2 separate regions of the Homo sapiens genome follow, and region 2 is linked to region 1. Evidence: chromatin loops called from intact Hi-C (ENCODE). Cell type or tissue: gastrocnemius medialis. All regions are shown on one strand. Links, peaks and the distances in the headings refer to the core of each region. The heading gives the core; the rest is flanking DNA. Region 1 has its middle 340 kb from the start of OR4E1. Region 2 has its middle 400 kb from the start of TRD-AS1.

What was found. Hi-C counts contacts between places; a loop is a spot of excess contacts. Peaks named below come from ENCODE experiments on the same cell type or tissue, not always from the same donor. Only the 100,000 strongest peaks of a DNase experiment are listed, where the experiment ranks them.
Region 2: it touches region 1 in a loop (4-fold over the local background); 4 of 110 quality-filtered maps call a loop at or near these places.

What each region holds. Positions count from the first base shown.
Region 1 is chr14:22,009,068-22,011,878 of GRCh38, forward strand. It overlaps TRA and the pseudogene LOC100419912. Among named protein-coding and RNA genes, the nearest start is that of OR4E1, 340 kb to the left of the region's middle. In gastrocnemius medialis, for the core only: no CTCF peak of the experiment used is centred there; a DNase peak (open chromatin) is centred at 1,682; H3K27ac peaks cover 863 bases.
Region 2 is chr14:22,083,020-22,085,830 of GRCh38, forward strand. It overlaps TRA. Among named protein-coding and RNA genes, the nearest start is that of TRD-AS1, 400 kb to the right of the region's middle. In gastrocnemius medialis, for the core only: a CTCF peak has its summit at 1,581 (motif pointing right); a DNase peak (open chromatin) is centred at 2,080.

The DNA.
Region 1 (2,811 bases), core at 219-2,718:
TTTCTTTTGCTCCACACAAGTTTTTAGAAACCTGAGTTTTTAACATTAAAAGAAAACAGACATCACATTAAAAACCAGATTTCTAGCTTACCTATAAACATGGGAAGAGCTGGGAAACACTACACTCCCTGGGGTAGAAGTCAAAAGTTCTGTTTGGACACATAATGGTTTTGATGTATATGTATTTTATTTTTAAAATTTATGCAAATTTACCATTCATTTCACAGTATGAATTAATTTAAAAGTAAAAATTTAAATTATTAGTTACAAGACAAGCTAATCTGCAAGACAAACAAATCTGAATTACCATTTCATGAAACTATACCTGGTTTTCCCCCCATGATTTCATGTATCATGGGTGTGTCCCAGCTTGAGAACCTTAAGTATAGTTTATTCTTAATTCAGGAGACATTTGTAGCTATAGTAAGCATTGGAGAAACATTAGTTAATAAGACAGACATGGCTCCTGCCTTTATGGAGGTCATGTTCTAGGGGGCTATATCCACTATAGAATGGTAGGCAGAGGGAACTAAAGTTTTACACAAACAACCTATGTGACCTTAAGAAAGTTATAACTCCCCTGAACATGTTCTCTCATTTGTAAAATGTAGAGATTTAATTAGGCAGTTGCTATTGAATAATATTTTCCAAAATTTTACTAGCCTCACAAGAGCACATAGTCCACTGCCTTTTTGAGTTCCTAACACTTACTAGCTGCCCTTCTTTTTTGGGAAAGGACAATTAGTTGTTATAGACATATTCATACTGTTCCACATGTTGCATGATAATGTAACAGTAATAACAAGAAGCCAAAGGAAGCAGGCAGAGAGGAGAGTGGCTTGGGAGGTCATCTGCTTTCCATACACAGAAGCTACTGTTCTATGTAGCCGGGCAGCAGAGGAAGAGGGAGAGGAAGAAGGCGAGAGGGAGGGAGAGGAGAAAAGAAAGAAGGATGAGGAGGAGAAGGAGGAAGGGGACAGGAGGAAGGCAGAATGAGGGATAGAGAAGAGATGAAGGGAGGAAGAAAGAAGGAGGAAAGCACAGAACAGGTACTAATTCGAAAGTAAATATGTTTATTTGAATTCGAAGTTTTTGTTTCTTTCACAAGGCATTAGACACACTTTCTTTCCTCAGCATGAGAGAATGAGAAAAATTAGAAGATTCCTATTTGACAAGCATGAGGTCACACTGAACTTGGACTAGCTGGCTGAAACTCCAGAGGACACAGCTCCTCCAGTTAAGCTCTAAGGCAGGTTGAGAGACAGATTTTCTAGTAATTCTGGTTGTCCCTTGTAAAATTAATATAATTCATCTGTTCCTAAAGGAACTAAGAACATTGTAACTGGGAAAGGTTCCTTCAATATTAGAGTTCTCTCTAGAGCTAAGTAGCAAATGCAAATGCTCATAGGTGCCTAGAGTAGAATGAAATGAGTGTGGTTGTCCAAGTGTTTAAAAAGGTACAGGCCTGATAATGTGTCACTAGGCACTGGGCCTTGGCATCAGATGATAAACAAAAATGATGCAGTAAACCCTCCCATTCTTCTCCTAAGCAGAGTGGGTGTCCTGAAAGGTTATCCAGAGATTGAAGCTGCGTTGTTTGTTCCTGAGTCCTGTCAAAGTCAGGCTACAAGCTGTTAGATGTAGACAGGCCATTGCACAAGAGCTTTTATACAGGAAGCTTCTGGATGAGGGGCTGGGGAGATGAAGCCATCACAGTCTGCAAGGCAGCTGAGGCTTATTCCAGCCTCTGTGAATAAAGTCAATGATAATGACCATTAGGCTCCAGCCCCTGCTATTTCCTAATGATCCTTATCAGGGAACCTCTTCAGGTGTTCCCTGAAATTAGTCACCCTCATACCCCACATCTCAGAGCCTATGATCTTGCATACGATGGATGTCTTCACTGCAGAATTGTTCCAGTATCCCTGGGCTAAAGTTTGACTGAGTTCAAATAAAGCATATCACACACAGAGAGAGCTGGTTAAGCTAATGAGCTGTCCAGGGTTATGTAATCACTTGGCTTACATAACTTCTGGACATGATCCATTGTCATAAGCATTTTTTTTTAAAAGAATGAAAGCATATATTAGGCACATATTATGTGTGATACAAAGAATCTCTGAACCTTACTTCTTATCCCTCTTTATTACATGTAGTAGTTGCCTTCTCCATGACCCCTAGTACAACCTGCTTACCATCTACATCCTTTGTGTGTTTGCCCTCATTTCCATCTTCTACGACACAATAAGACACAAGTTCAACAGCTCAGTGCTGTTCCAACCCCAGATGGTAGCATTAGGAGCCTTTCCACCTGATTTCATAATTAAAGTTTCCTTTTCTTTGGAAAAGAGGAAATTTCCCCATCAGAATTGGACACCCTTGGGAGTGAACAGTAAATTGTCAAATATGTACTCTCCCAGAAGTAGAGTGGAATTCTTGATGTTTCCCACCATCGTTATTACACAACCTCCAGTCTCTTTCAGAATTTCCAAACAGAGGGAAAAACTAGGTGGACTTGAAATAGTAACTCAATCCAACAGATTTCCCACATTAGTGAAAAATAGCTTTGTTTTCTGTTCACTGTATTAAACAAAATACTGCCCTCTAGACCCAATCGCCAATTTATAGTAAGTACAAAGGACAGCAGAACATATTAAACCCATCACAAATATACAGTAAGCAAAATCTATAGTGTGAAAAACTCTGCAAGACAAACACCCTGGGTCTTTTTTTCTTCCCACAATAAACTACAAAGAATGAGTAAGGGGATCTATGGATTAGAAGAGCCTTTAAAAAACATATCGCCAGAAC
Region 2 (2,811 bases), core at 170-2,669, 74 kb after region 1:
CTCACGCCTGTAATCCCAGCACTTTGTAAGGCCGAGGCGGGCGGATCACGAGGTCAGGAGATCGAGACCATCCTGGCTAACGCGGTGAAACCCCGTCTCTACTAAAAAATACAAAAAATTAGCCGGGCGTGGTGGCGGGCGCCTGTAGTCCCAGCTACTCGGGAGGCTGAGGCAGGAGAATGGCGTGAACCCAGGAGGCGGAGCTTGCAGTGAGCCGAGATCGCGCCACTGCACTCCAGCCTGGGCGACAGAGCGAGACTAGGTCTCGAAAAAAAAAAAATTGTTTTAGTTATTCATTAAGGTTTATTTTTTGCATTTCCATATAAATTTTAGAATTAGTTGGTCTATTTCTATAAAAAGGCCTGCTAAAATTTTGAGTGATATTGCATTGCACTTACAGAAAATTGGGGGTAGAACTGCCATCTGGAAGCTATTAAATCCTCTAATTCATGAACATGACATATCTGTCAATTTATTAAGGTTCTTTAATTTTTGTCAGCATTGTTTTTGGACTTTTCAGTGCAGAGGTCATGGACATCTTTAAGAAAACATAAAGGCCATTGACTTGAAGAAACTATTTGAAACATGTAAATTATTCCAAAGTCTTGTGTACAGCATATGTAAAAAGCTCTTACAACTCAATAAAAGAGAAGAAATAGCCCAATTTAAGAATTAACAAAATATTTTCGTAGAATCTTCACAATAAAAAAATAAAAATGACCAATAAACACAGGAAAAGATGCTCTACATCAGGAGTCAACAAAATATGGCCCATGAGCCAAATTCAGCCATCCACCTATTTTCATAAAGCTTTATTTAAACACAGAGATGCTTGGGTTTTTTTAGTGTGTTATCAATGGCTTCTTTCATGCTGCAACGGTAGAACTGAGTAGTTGCCATTGAGACTGAATCACCTGCAAGGCTTAAAATACTTACTATTCAACCCTTTATAGAAAAAGTCTACTGACTCTTATGTCGTTAATAATCAGGGAAGTGCAAGTTAATACTGTAATAAAATATATAGCCACTATATGGAGCATATATGCTATATAATATATATGCTATATATATGTTATATAATATATATGCTCTTTATATATGCTATATATATGCTCCTATATAGCCACTATGTTGGCTAAAAGTGAAAAAATGACTACTATACCAAGTGTTGACAAAGATGAAGTGTAATTAACTAAGTTAGATCTATTTAAGGACATATTCTCTTTAGTGCGAAGACTTCTCCCCGACCTGATGTTGCCATTATGTGAGGAAGGAGATCCCATGAAGTGACTCCATCTGACGGCCAGTTTCTGCCTCTGAAGGAACCCCAGAGCAGTTGCGGTGTCACTGTTTCAGTAGCCCTGTTCTCTCCTGGTACCTCCAGCATCCCAATCAATTCCTCCAGATCCGCCTGAGACATACCTGACCTCAGCAAGGACAAAAATCTCCTTTCATCTGAAGAAATCATTGGCTCAAGAGGAGGACTGAGCCACTTATTTCAGTGTTCTGATAGATGTAGGGGTTGCTGAACCGTTTTAAGAAGCTGTAGGAAATTGTTTGATGTAAACTCCCTATATGGCCACAAGGGGGCAATGCTTCTTCAAAGAAGATTAACATTTGTCCAAATACACATATTCAGCAATTAGCCAGAGATTATCCTTTTAAAATAGTAAATTATCTCCTACTCTGTTTCAATTCACGTGTCTCTTTCATTCAATGCATCTATGCATTTATCCATTCATCTACCTAACTAGTATCTGTATTTATTCTAGTCTAACAGAGTGGAAAACATCACTTTGGAAGTCAACACTTTTTTGAATTATACATGTTATCCTTCAAGCCCACATTAACTTCTGTAGTATAACTTTACAAGGTTTTCACCCACATACAGCCCAATATCCAGTCACACTAATCTGTGCCTAAAATTCCCTTATCCATTCTTTTTATGGGGAAATCTATCATGGTTTGTGGCCCAGTTCAAGCATCTCCCCATCCGTACTCTTCTTTGACTGGGTCCAGAAACAGATTTCATCACCCTTTCCTTCGTCACATCATCTAGACACACTGGTGTCTTTGGCAGGTTCCATTGGCTGATACCTGAGTCTTGGGACTAGGTTGACTGAAGACTTGGACTGTGTCTCTTTCGTGAATGAAATGAGGCCCAAGTACTGCCTAATTTAGTAGGCACTTTGTGGACAGTATATATGTATTGAATATATGCATATATAAATTAAAAGAAAAGAAAGCACATCAAAACTTAAACAACTTTTAAAAAGCACCTTAGGGTACTGGGGAAGAAAAGGTTTGGATTGTAGATTGAGGAACGTGGACCATTGTCTCCTATTGGACTGCGATGGTGTTTTCTTTGAGTGGATTTGAGATGACACCAAATATAAATACAAAAAAATCATTTTTGTGCTTCTGAAAAAAATGTGCTTCTCATGTTATTTTAACTTATATGACTTATAATACAGATCATCCCTATTTCAGGGGTGCTTTAGAATTTATCTTCAATTTCTCCCTTGTATCTTGCCTGTGTTAATATCAAAAGTTAAATTTATTCTTTATATTTTCATAGTTGATCGATTTTGAAGTGTGAATAAAATATCGAATGTTTATTCAAACTCAGGATAAGAGCCACCAAAAATGACTGCATTACGGATGGTTATAGATCTATATCTTCTGCAGAATTTTTCTATCCTCTCTTTCCATTTAAAGATCACAGCTCCTCCAGAACAGATAATTCCAGTATTTCCTATTTTCTTTTTCTAGGTACATTTAAAAAAATATTTAATTTACCTAATGTGTAAT